Linked DNA regions of Homo sapiens: region 1 is linked to region 2. The links are chromatin contacts, found by Hi-C or POLR2A ChIA-PET in ENCODE. All regions are on one chromosome and are shown on one strand. Each heading gives the region's core, a stretch centred on a gene start or an enhancer-like site at or near the end of the contact. The rest is flanking DNA. Distances are from core to core; before and after follow the strand shown. Region 1 holds the start of STK17A (serine/threonine kinase 17a). Region 2 overlaps CDK13 (cyclin dependent kinase 13).

The links. Hi-C counts contacts between places; a loop is a spot of excess contacts on that map. ChIA-PET counts read pairs that join two places held with the same protein, here RNA polymerase II (POLR2A).
Region 1: a loop to region 2 is called in a map of OCI-LY7, with 5 times the contacts of the local background. The contact joins the promoter of STK17A here to the enhancer-like site in region 2. A Hi-C loop is called at or near these places in 1 of 168 maps with a recorded cell type or tissue (OCI-LY7). POLR2A ChIA-PET finds 5 or more read pairs at or near these places in 1 of 52 experiments (GM10248).

The regions. Positions count from the first base shown.
Region 1 is chr7:43,577,983-43,584,526 of GRCh38, reverse strand. It overlaps STK17A (serine/threonine kinase 17a), which reads right to left and starts at 1,419. Exons shown (of 7, transcript NM_004760.3): 1 at 1,078-1,419. The coding sequence starts at 1,283. RefSeq lists enhancers at 330-439, 570-619, 6,199-6,544 and a silencer at 1,020-1,799.
Region 2 is chr7:39,970,697-39,976,620 of GRCh38, reverse strand. The region is part of intron 1 of CDK13 (cyclin dependent kinase 13); the gene reads right to left. Among named protein-coding and RNA genes, the nearest start is that of CDK13, 23 kb to the right of the region's middle. RefSeq lists an enhancer at 592-1,092. Within about 2 kb of position 4,565, at least 3 of the 41 ENCODE cell types and tissues checked have a DNase peak (open chromatin) inside an H3K27ac peak, as active enhancers do; they include OCI-LY7, where a contact is called at or near this core.

The DNA of each region.
Region 1 (6,544 bases), core at 170-2,669, 3.6 Mb before region 2:
GCTATTTTGCAACCATGACAAATGCTGGCAATAATGCGAACATTTACTGAACGCCATGTGGCAAGCCCAGTGGTATGCGCTTGACAAGCATGGCATCTTCAGGCCACCTCTGAGGTAGGTACTGTCATCATTATACGATTTTACGGATGAGGAAAGTGAGGCTGGAGAGTCTAACCCCTCCAAAGGCAAACACAGCAAGAAGGGCACGAATATGAACTCAGGTCTGCCCCCAAAGCCAGAGTATTTAACAACTTCTTCAAACTGTTCTCAAGGAAGAGTCGCCAAACCCCACAAAAATCACTCGATCACCCCTCTTCAGCATACAAAATGTAAAGCATCCGAACAGCCTGCACCTGCAACTTTACAGACCAAGTTGTAAGCTCTCTCTACTCCCACAAAAAAAGGGTGGGCTAGCGTGGGGTGGGGGGAGAAGGCAAGAATCGGTTCCCAGCAAAGTAAAAAGCGAGAAAAGGGCCAAGCGCCCACGAAAGAAACCAATCTAAACTCGAAGCAAAGGGACCTAAATGCTTTAGAACTAAAACGGCAGAAAACCAACCAAGAAAACGAAAATGAATTCAGCAGAAGACCGACACAAGGTAACAGAGCGCCGGTGCAAAGGAAGCGGTCACAACGGATGCTGTATTTTATTAAAACCACACAGGCAGACCAAGAAAGTCGCAAGAGTTGAAGGAAAAATGCAAAGTCGGCTCCACAGACCTCTGGTTTTCAGACCCGCTGCTCGGGGTGAAAGGCAGAGCGCGGCCCGCACCTTCTCTCGTTAAATAGCCATTCGAAACGCCACAGAGAACGAAAGGGCTGAGGAAAGTGTCCGCGCCTCCGGGACCGCCATCGAGTTACCACCACTCGCTTGCTGGGCGCGGCGCGTGGAGGGGGCGCTGGTGCGACTCGGCTGCCCTACTTGCCGTCGGCACCCAAGTTTGTGCCAAGTCACAACGCGCGTTATCGGCAGCAGCAACGCCACTTCAGCCTCGCCGCCGCGGCGCCGGCACTTATCGGCGCCCACGTCCCGCCCCGCGCGTCCGGGAAGGTTCCGCGCCGGGCCCCGCCCGTCCTCACCTGCCCAGCTCCCGGCCCGGGCACAGGCTGTAGCCGTCCTGGAAGGGCTCGGTGCGCACCACGGCGCGTATCTCTGTCAGCAGCCCGCGGGCCTGGGGCGGCGGCGGCGGCCGGCACGGCCCGCTCAGACCCCGGCCTGCCCGGCCCGAGCCTGAGGTGGCGCCTGGGGAGGAGCCGCCGCTGCCTGGCTTCTCCAAAGGGATCATGGTGTTCAGGCCCGCTTCTTTCCTGGCCGCCTGTTCACTCCGAGCAGCCGGAGGGTCACGGACCCGCCCCCGGCTCCTAGTGCCGGTCCGCGGAGCCTTCAAACACCCGCTCTCCCCAGCGCGGCGCTCGGACTGCGGCAGGCAGACTACCGGTAGCTCGGGCCCGCCCCGCGCCCCGCGACCGGCCCCGCCCCCGTGACCGCCCCGCGCCTGCCCTGCACCCTGCTTCTGGCCCCGGCCAACCCCTCCCCACGTCCGCCCCGCGCCCGACCCCGCCCCGGCCTCACTCCGTGGCCGCCCGCCCCCTCGCTGAGCTCCCGCGGGGTCCTGAGCGCCCGATGCCTCACGCGCGCCCTCTGCAGCTCAGGGGGAGAAGGTGCAGCTTTCGGGACGGCCCGGAGGCTGGAGGCGACTCACAGCACCACCCTTTGGCCAGGACAGCCTACTGCGTTAGCAGAGTTGCGCACCTGTTGAGCGTCTGAGAGTCACAAAAGCTGACCTTCGGTTAATAAAAGGCATTTGAGCTGTAAGCGGGACTTCACGTGGTGAGGAGGGGAGGGGTCTGGAGGCACTTCGGTTAATAAAAGGCATTTGAGCTGTAAGCAGGACTTCACGTGGTGGGGAGGGGTGATGAGATCCTGATCTCCGTACACTGGGAGAGGGGTCTGGAGGCAGAGTTGTATAAATATTATTAACCCTGCACACCGGCCCTATGAAATAGACACTATTATATTGTCTGTAGTCGTCTCTATATTTACTTTCGAGGTCCTCTCATCCGGTCTTACGACTTTAATTACCATCTATATGCTCATGACTACAGAATTTGTATCTCTAGCTTCCAAATATTCCCTGAACTTCAGACTGGTGTATTTGACTATGCATTTGGCATCTCCACTTACATGTCAAATTAGCATCTCAGACTTAACATACACAAAAGTAAGTTGCTGATTGGTCTTCATGAATGCACTCCTACCCAGCTTTCCCCGTCTCAGTTTTCTTCATCTCCTTCCTTCTAGCTGTTCAGGCCAAAAATCTTGGGATGAGCATTGATTCCTCTCTCATGCTCATCTCCAGTTTGTCAGTAAACCCTCTTGTCTTTTCCTTCAAACTAGATGCGGCGTTTGATCACTTCTCTCTATTTCCACCTTACCACCATGGCCTGAGCCATCGTTATCTCTTACCTGGATTATTGTGATAGTTTACTAACTGGACCACCTGCTTCCATCCTTCTTTCTCCCTAATGTCGCATAGTTCATTTTCAAGGCAATGAGAGTGATCTTTTAAAAATCGAAACCAAATCACACCACTGCTCTACTCAGACTGTCTCAGTGGAGTTTTGCTTCTGGCACTGATATACTAGTTTATTTGTGTTCAATATTCTCACTAAGAAAAAATAGAAAAGTTGACAAAAGTTAAAAATTTCCTCTCCCAGCAAGGACTTGGATGACTGAAATCCTGGAAAGATAGGCAGCTCAGAAAGCCACCACTTTTCCCATGAGGTATTTGATGATTTTAAAGCCATGGCTGAAAGAGTGAGAAAGTAAGCAGAGCTTTCAGTCATCTCATGGGGTTGGGGAGACAAAAAAAAAATTGGAGTTTAGGACCTATTTATGATGAGGGGCTGGTAAGCAACTAGGCTTTCAGCTGGGACTCCGAAGAGCTATACCCTAGGGGTGTGGATGAACGGGAAATAGACCCAAGGGCTGAAAACCAGCTTCAAATGGCAACAGTAAATATTCTCTCTGGGGAAAAAAAGCATCATTCAGAGCAACACATTACCCATATAATATTTTATACACCATGTCTGAAACTTAATTTAAACAAAGGACACAGAATTGTCTTAAAAACTAAGGGAAAAAGAAAACAGAAATAAACACACAGAAGATCCAGATATTAAAGTTTAAAGACAGATTTTAAAATAATTCTGTTAAATATCTTCAAGAAATTAAATTGCAAGATAAAGAGTTTTCAGCAGAGAACTGGAAACTCCAAAGAAGAATACAATGGAATTTTGGAATTGGAGAAAAAAACACACTAACTAAAACTACTACAGAATTATGGGCTTAATAACAGATGAGATACAACTTAAGCAAGAATTAGTGAAGCTAATAAGCAAAACAAAATATGAAAAATGACATACAAGAGATATGAAAGAACTTTCTATAAAAGAGATAAGGTCTCAGAAAGGAGACTATGACACATGTGATATGTGGTAAAACATTCTAACACACACGTAATTGGAATATCAGGAAGAGAGGTGAGAGAAAAAAGGAAAAGAAGCAGTATTTGAAAAGATAACGGCTGGAAATTTTTTAAAACTAATGAACAACAATTCTCAGAGTCAAGAAACATTATGAACATAGAGCAGGATTTCAAGCAAAGAAAACCATGTCTAGGCACATTGTAAACTACTGAGAAACAAAATCAAAAAGAAAAGGTTTAAAATCAGCAAAGAAAACAGAGATATAATCTGCAAATGAGCAACAATAAAATTAAAAGCTTATTCTCAAAGAACCAATGGAAGCCTAAACACCTTCAAATGTTTTCAAAGCGCTAGGAGAAATTACCTATCAACCTATATTATATACCCAGTAAAAATGATCTTCAAAATTGAAAATAAAATACAGCCAGTTTTATAACCAAGAAACACTAAGATCATCAGCTGATTTACATTAAAGGAAATTCCAAAAGGAGTTTTTCAGGCAGATGGAATATAATCCCAAATGAAATCATGGAGACATCTAAAGGAATGAAGAGCAATCAATCCTTTTATATATGGATAGATATAAATACATATATATATATGGATAGATATAAATAAACACAATTTATATAAAACAATAAAAATAACGTCATGTGAAGTTTAAATATATGTAGAATTAAAATATACACAATAGCAGCACAAAAAGTGAGATAGAGTAAATGAAAGTAAAGTGTTCTAAAGTCCTAGGATTGTATAGGAATTGATAAAAGTACTTGGCTTTAATACATCAATAATGAATATTATAATCTCTAGAATAACAGCAAAAGTAATAGAAAAAGAATGAATAACATGTAAAAAAGAGGGGAAATGAAAAAATAAAAAATAAAAGAAGCAAGAAAGGGAAAAAAGGAACACAGACAAGTAGAAACAAATAGATGATCACTTTGGGAAGCCAAGGAGGGTAGATCACCTGAGGTCAGGAGTTCGAGACCAGCCTGGTCAACATAGTGAAACCCCCATCTCTATTAAAATAAAACACAAAAAACGAGCTAGGCGTGGTGGTGGGCACCTGTAGTCCCAGCTACTCGGGAGGCTGAGGCAGGAGAATCACTTGAACCCAGGAGGCGGAGGCTGCAGTGAGCCGAGATTGTACCACTGCACTCCAGCCTGGGCAGCAGAGTGAAACTCTGTCTCAAAAAAAAAAAAAAAGGTAAATTTTTTAAAACAGGAGGGTTTTTTGGCAAGTACATTAAATATAAATGGAATCTATACTCCAGTTAAAAGGCAAATGCTATGGACAGAATTAAAAATAATATCAATTATATGTTGCTTGTAAGAGACACCTCAAATAAAAGGCTACAGAAAGATTGAAAGGATGGAAAGAATTATGCCATGTAAATACAGGCATATCTCATTTTATTGCAATTTGCTTTATTGCACTTTGCAGATATTACATTTTTTACGAACTGAAGGTTTGTGGCAACCTTGCATCAAGCAAGTCTACCAGTGCCATTTTTCCAACAGTATGTGCTGTCTTCATTTCTTTCTGTCACATTTTGGTAATTCTCACTATGTTTCAAACTTTATTATTACTATTATATCTGTTATGGTGGACCGTGATCTTTGATCTTTGATGTTATTATTGTAATTGCTTTTGGGTACCATGAATTGCACTCATGCAAAGTTAATTGATAAATGTGTGTGATCTAACTGCTCCACCAATCAGCCCCCCATTTCTCTTCCTCTCCTCAGGCCTCCCTATTCTCTGAAACACAACAATATTGAAATAGACCAATTAAAAACCCTAAAACAGCCTCTAAGTGTTCAAGTGAAAGGAAGATTCCCATGTCTTTTACTTGAAATAAAAGCTCAAAATGGTTAAGCTTAGTGAGGAAGGCATGTAGAAAGCCAAGATGGGCTGAAAGCTAGGCCTCTTGAGCCAGTTAGCCAAATTGTGAATACAAAGGAAAAGTTCTGGAAGGGAATTAAAAATACTACCCCAGTGAACATATTAAAAATACTACCCCAGTGAACATAGGAATGATAAAAATAGTGAAACAGCCTTCTTGCTGATATGGAGAAAGTTTGAGTGGTCTGGATAGAAGATCAAACCAGCCACAAGATTCCCTTAAGCCAAAGCCTAATCCAGAGCAAGGCTTTACCTCTCTTCAATTCTCTGAAGGCTGAGAGAGGTTAGGCAGCTGCCAAAGAAAAGTTTGAAGTTAGCAGAGGTTGATTCATGAGATTTAAGGAAAGAGACTATCTGCATAACATAAAAGTTCAAGGTGAAGTAGTAAGTGCTGATGTAGAAGCTGCAGGAATTTATTTAGAAGATCTAGCTCAAGTAATTGATGAAGAGAGCTATATGAAACAACAGGTTTTCAGTGTAGATTAAATGACTTTCTATTGGAAGAAGATGTCATCTAAGACTCAGAGTTAGAGAGTAAAAGTCCAGGCTTGGCTTCAAAGCTTCAAAGGACAGGCTGACTCCCTTGTTAGGGGCTAATGCAGCTCATGACTCTAAGGTGAAGCCGATGCTCTTTGACCACTCTAAAAATTCTAGGGCCTTTAAGAATTATGCCAAATCTACTCTGCCTATGCTCTAGAAATCGAAAAACAAAGGCTGGATGACAGCACATGTATTTACAACATAGTCTACTGAACATTTTAAGCCCAGTCTGGAGACCTAGTGCTCAGAAAAAAAAAATAGATTCCTTTCAAAATATTACTGCTCATTGACAATGTACCAACAACCCAAGAGCTCTGATGGAAATGTGCAAGGAGATGAATATTGTTTTCATGCCTGCTAACACAACATCCATTCTGCTGTCCATGGAACAAGGAGTAATTTTGACTTCCAAGTCTTGTTACTTCAGAAATATATTTTGTAAGGCTGTAGCTGCCATAGATAGTGAATCTTCTGATGGATCTGGGCAAAGTCAATTGAAAATCTTCTGACCATTTTAGATGTCATTAAGAGAATTCATGGTTCATGGGAGGAGTTAAAAATATCAACATTAACAGGAATTTGAGGAAGTTGATTCCAATCCTCATGGAT
Region 2 (5,924 bases), core at 3,316-5,815:
GGTTTCAGACAACCGCTGGGAGTATTAGAATATATGCCCCATGGAAAACTGGGGACATGACTGTATACCACACTAACCCTCACAGGTTCACATTTATAAGCATTTTTCATTTGATTTGCTCCTCATGTGCAACCAAGGTATAGAGAAAGCAGATGGGGGAACTAAGAAGAGGCAGAGTCAATATTCAAACCCAAGTCTTTCACTTCAAAGCCAAGCACTATTTATTGCTACCACACTATCTCTTTCTCCTCCATTTGTTTCTGTGTGTGTGTGTGTGTGTGTGTGTGTGTGTGTGTGAGAGAGAGAGAGAGAGAGAGAGAGAGAGAGAGAGACGGAATCTCGCTCTGTTGCCCAGGCTGGAGTGCAATGGCATGATCTCGGCTCACTGCAACCTCCGCCTCCCGGGTTCAAGTGATTCTCCTGCCTTAGCCTCCCAAGTAGCTGGGATTACGGCACCCACCACTACACCCAGCTAAATTTTGTATTTTTAGTAGAGACGGGGTTTCACCATGTTAGGCTGGTCTCAAACTCCTGACCTCAGGTGATCCGCCCATCTCGGCCTCCCAAAGTGCTGGGAGTACAGGTGTGATCCTGTTTAATTCTTATCTATTTTGCATGGGTCAAGCTAAAGTCTCATCTCTATCACTTCCCTATTTGCTGATCACACAGTACTTGTTACAGGTTGGCTTGTATTTTATGTCTTTGTCTTTTAAAAACATAAATTGGATTATGCCATGTCCTTGCTTAAAACTCTGTAGTGGTTTCCAACTGCATTTAAAATAAAAATAAAACTCTGTGTTGTGACTCACAAGGCCTAAACCGCCTTCCATCTTTATTATACCCTTCTTTATTTACCAGACTCCAGCCATGCTGGTCTCCTTTCTGCTTTTGCAGAAGGTCAAGCTTCTTCTTGACTTGGTGCCTAAGCATGCATCATTTTCTTTTCCTGGGATGCTTAGATCATCACATGGCGGGCTCTCTCTCATCATTTCAACATTAATGCATACATTATTCATTATAAAACACTGTTCAAATGTTTCTGTACACATGGTATATGAGAAACCAATGTGGCAATCATTACACACATACTACAAAATAGGAGATTTCCTTTTTTCATGGCCCCTAGAATAGTAATGAATACTTATATTAATATATGCTCACATATAGGGGTCAAACAAGGTATTTGAGGGGTTTTTTTTGTTTTGCTTTGAGACAGGGTCTCACTCTGTTGCCCAGGCTGGAGTGCAGTGGTGCAATCTTGGCTCACTGCAGCCTCAACCTCCCAGGCTCAAAGCGATTCTCCTGCCTCAGCCCCTCAAGTAGATGGGACAAGTGCACACCACCAGGCCCGGCAAATTTTTGTATTTTCTGTAGAGACAAGTTTTTGCCATGTTTCCCAGGCTAATCTCAAACTCTTGGGTTCAAGTGACCCTCCTGCCTCGGCCTCCCAAAGTGCTGGGATAACAGGTGTGAGCCACCATGCCCAACCCAGAATTTTTTTTACACCAGAGCTTAAGACTTTGAGAGAAACAAAGTCTTTTTTTTTTCCTGACTTCTGCAATGACTTGGAATCAAAGTCATTATTTTTATTAAAAAATAAAACTAGCCATTTATGACGAATCTGCAGCTAACTACTTTGCGAATAAAGACTAAATGAGGAACAAGACAAGAAAGTCCCTTCTCATTCCTCTGTTCAACATTGTATTTGAGGTTCTAGCCATTGTAATTAGTCAAGGATAAGAAATAAAAGGAATTCCGGCTGGGCACTGTGGCTCACGCCTGTAATCCCAGTACTTTGGGAGGTCAAGGTGGGTGGATCACCTGAGGTCAGGAGTTTGAGACCAGCCTGACCAACATGGCAAAACCCTGTTTCTACTAAAAATACAAAAATTAGCCAGCCATGGTGGCACTCACCTGTAATCCCAGCTACATAGGAGGCTGAGGCAGGAGAATCACTTGAACCCAGGAGGCAGAGTTGCAGTGAGCCAAGACCGTGCCACTGCACTCCAGCCTGGGTGACACAGCGAGACTTCATCTCAAAAAACAAAAAAAAAAAAAAAAAAAGAAAAAAAGAAAACAATCCCATTGCAATAGCCTTTAAAAGGATGAAATACCTAAAAGTTTAAAAAGTGCAAGGCTTATACCCTGAAAACTACAAAACACACTAAAAAATATTAAGGAAAATCTAAATAAAAGGAAAGACATCCCGTGTTCACGTATTAGATGACTTAAATTGTTAAAAGGTAATACTCCCTGGCCAGGCGCGCTGGCTCATGCCTATGATCCCAACACCTTGGGAGGCCAAGGCAGGAGGAGCGCTTGAGCCTAGGAGTTCAAGACCACCCTGAGCAACATAGTGAAACCCTGTCTCAAAAAGAAAAAAAAAAAATTAACAAGATAATACTCCCCAAATTAATCTAAAAAGTCAATGTATTGCAGTTCTGTAGTGATGAAACAAAAAATTTTTAAAATCAATGTACTCCCTATCAAAATCCTAGCTGCTTTTTTGAACTAACTGGCAAGCTGATTCTAAAATTCATTTGAAAATGCCAAGAACCCAAACAGTCAAAACAATCTTAAAAAAGACCTAAGTTGGAAGATTCACACTTCCTGATTTCAAAAATTACTGCAAAATCAGAGTAAGCAAGACTGTGTGGTACTGGCATACGGACGGATACATAAATCAATGGAACAGAATTCAGAGTACATAAATAAATCCTAACATTTGTGATCAGTTGATTTTCAACAAGGGTGCTAAGACAATTCAATGGAAAAGGAATACTCTTTTCAACAAATGGTGCTGGGACAACTGTATATCCACACACAAAAGAATGAAGCTAGACCTCTTCCTTTCACCATACAAAAAACTAACTGAAAATGGATCAAAGTAGGAGCTATAACTATAAAATTTTTAGAAGAAAATGCAGAAAATCTTTGTGAACACAGATTAGGCAAAGCCTTCTTAGATTTGAGACCAAAAAACACAAGCAATAAATAATAAATTGGACTCCATCAAAATAAAATACTTTTGTGCTTTAAAAGACACCATCAACAAAGTGATAGAATGAAAGAAATTATTTGTAAATCATGTATCTGATAAAGGACTTACATCTAGAATAGACAGTATAAAAAACTCTTAAGATCCTATAATAAGACGACAGCCCAATTTAAAAATGGGCAAAGAAGGCCAGGCATGGTGTCTCATGCCCATAATCCCAGCATTTGGGGAGGCCAAGGTGGGAGGATTGCTTGAGCTTGAGTTTGAGACCAGACTGGGCAGCACGGCAAAACCTCATCTATACAAAAATACGAAAAAATTAGCCAGGTGTGGTGGCGTGTACCTGTGGTCCCAGCTGCTCAGGAGGCTAAGATAGGGAAATTGTTTGAGTCCTAGAGATGGAGGCTGCAGTGAGCCAAAATTGTGCCACTGCACTTTAGCCTGGGCAACAGAGTGAGACCCTGTCTCAAAAAAAAGAGGGGGTAGTGGGGGTGGACAAGAGATTCATGTAGACATTTCTCAAAAAAAGATTTTGGCCATTTCTCAAATGGTCAAAAACACATGAAAAGATGCTCAACTTTATTTGTCATTAGAGAAATGCAAATCTAAACCAAAATGTGATCCCACTGCAAATACCAAGATGGCTACAATCAAAAAGACAACTCTTGTTGAGGATGTGAAGAAACTGGAACCCTCATATGTTGCTGATATGAATATAAAAATGATGCAGCTACTTTAAAAAACAGCTTGACAGCTCTTTAAAATCTTAAACATAGAATTATCATATGACCCAGCAATTCTACTCCTAGATATATGCTCAAGAGAAAAACAAATGCTCATGCAAAAACTTGTACACAAATGTTCATAGCAGCATTAAAAAAATAGCCAAAAAGTTAACCCAAAGGTCCATGACTAATGATAAAATGTGGCATAACCATACAATGGGATATTTGGCCAATAAAAGGAATATTGATCCATATACTACAACACAGATAAACCTTGAAAACATTATGCTTTAGTGAAAGAATCCAGCCATAAAAGATCATACATTATATGATTCCACTGAAATGAAATATCCAGCATAGGTAAATCTACAAAGACAGAAAGAAATCACCAACCGTTGGTTGCCAAAACTGTGGAATGTGGGAATGGGGAGTGACTGCTAAATAGCCATGGAGTTTCTCTCTGGAGTGACTGAAATATTCTCAAATTAGTGGTTACACAAAGCTATGAAGAGACTAAAGACTAATAAATTATAGTTTAAAACAGTAACTGTACAGTATGTGAAATACATTTCAATAAACATGTTATTTTTAAAACTAGAAAAGATAACATAAAACTGAAATGTTTTGTGTTTATTCTAAAAATACACTTCCTTTATGGTTCTTATGCCATATTAAAAGTAACGACAACAACAACAAAAAGACACGTGGCTGACTTTTTGCAGATTTGCTCAAGCAAACATGTTCTAGTCCACTGAGCATAAATTCTGTGTTTGTCTTCATGTTTCCCTGAACCATGCCTTGATATGTATTTTTGAAGACAGAAAATGAAAAGCAGGTGAGAAGAGTAGAAGGGAGCTCAGTACTTGACATGCACAAAAGCACATACTTTGATTAGTCTCTCTGTAGCCATCAAGAATTTGTTCAAAGTGTATTACCAGACCTTATTAATATCAACAGAATTTTTCTAACCGTGTGGGGCTGGACCTTTTTTTGTTTTTTTTGTTTTTCATTTTTTGTCTTTTTGAGATGGAGTCTTGCTCTGTTGCCCAGGCAGTGGTGCAATCTCAGCTCATTGCAAGCTCCACCTCCCAGGTTCAAGTGATTCTTCTGCCTCAGCCTCCCAAGTAGCTGGGACTATAGGCGCCCGCCACCACGTCCGGCTAATTTTTGTATTTTTAGTAAAGACAGAGTTTCACCATATTGGCCAGGCTGGTCTCGAACTCCTGACCTCGTGATCTGCCTGCCTTGGCCTCCCAAAGTGCTGCGAGCCACCACACCCAGCCTGGACCTCTTTTTTTTTTTAATCCAAAGCAATTTATGCTGAAGGAATAGTTTGCTAGAAAATACAAAGTGTTTTTTTTGTTTTTTGTTTTGTTTTTTTGAGACCGAGTCTTACTCTGTTGCCCAGGCTGGAGTGTAGTGGCAAGATCTTGGCTCATGGCAACCTCCGCCTCCTGGGCTCAAGTGATTCTCCTACTTCAGCCTTCCGAGTAGCTGGGATTACAGGTGCACATCACCACACCCAGCTAGTTTTTGTACCCTTAGCAGAGATGGGGTTTTGTCATGTTGGCCAGGCTAGTCTTGAACTCCTGGCCTCAGTTGATCTGCTGCCCTAGCCTCCCAAACTGCTGGGATTACAGGCATGAGCCACCACACCCAGCCCTAGAAAATAAAATTATAAAACAAGACAGGCAATTTAATCTCACTTGCTAGGTACCTACTATCAAATGCTGTACTAGGTGCTTAAGAACCACAAATATTTAAAAAGTCACAGGACTTGAAATCCAATGGTTGAAGCAAAACCAAAATATTACAGAAATTTATCAGCTAGAAATGCAACAAGTCAAAATATTAAGGAAAAAATTTCAGTTTAGGATTCCACACCCAGTAAAACAATCTTTCAAAATGGAGACTTTATCAGACATAGAAAAAGCAGACCTACATAATAAAAAATGTTCAAAGCCATTCCTCCAGCCAGAGGAAAATGATACTACATGGAAAGTTGGATCTGTAAAAAGGAAAAGCATTTGAAAAGGTAAACATTTGAGTAAATATAAGTGCCTCTTCTCATTTTAAATTTTATGTCTGTATTTAACACACATACACCATGCAAACAGACATAAAACAGATGACAACAGGCCAGGCGCAGTGGCTCATGCCTGTAATCCCAGCACTTTGGGAGGCTGAAGTGGGTGGATCAC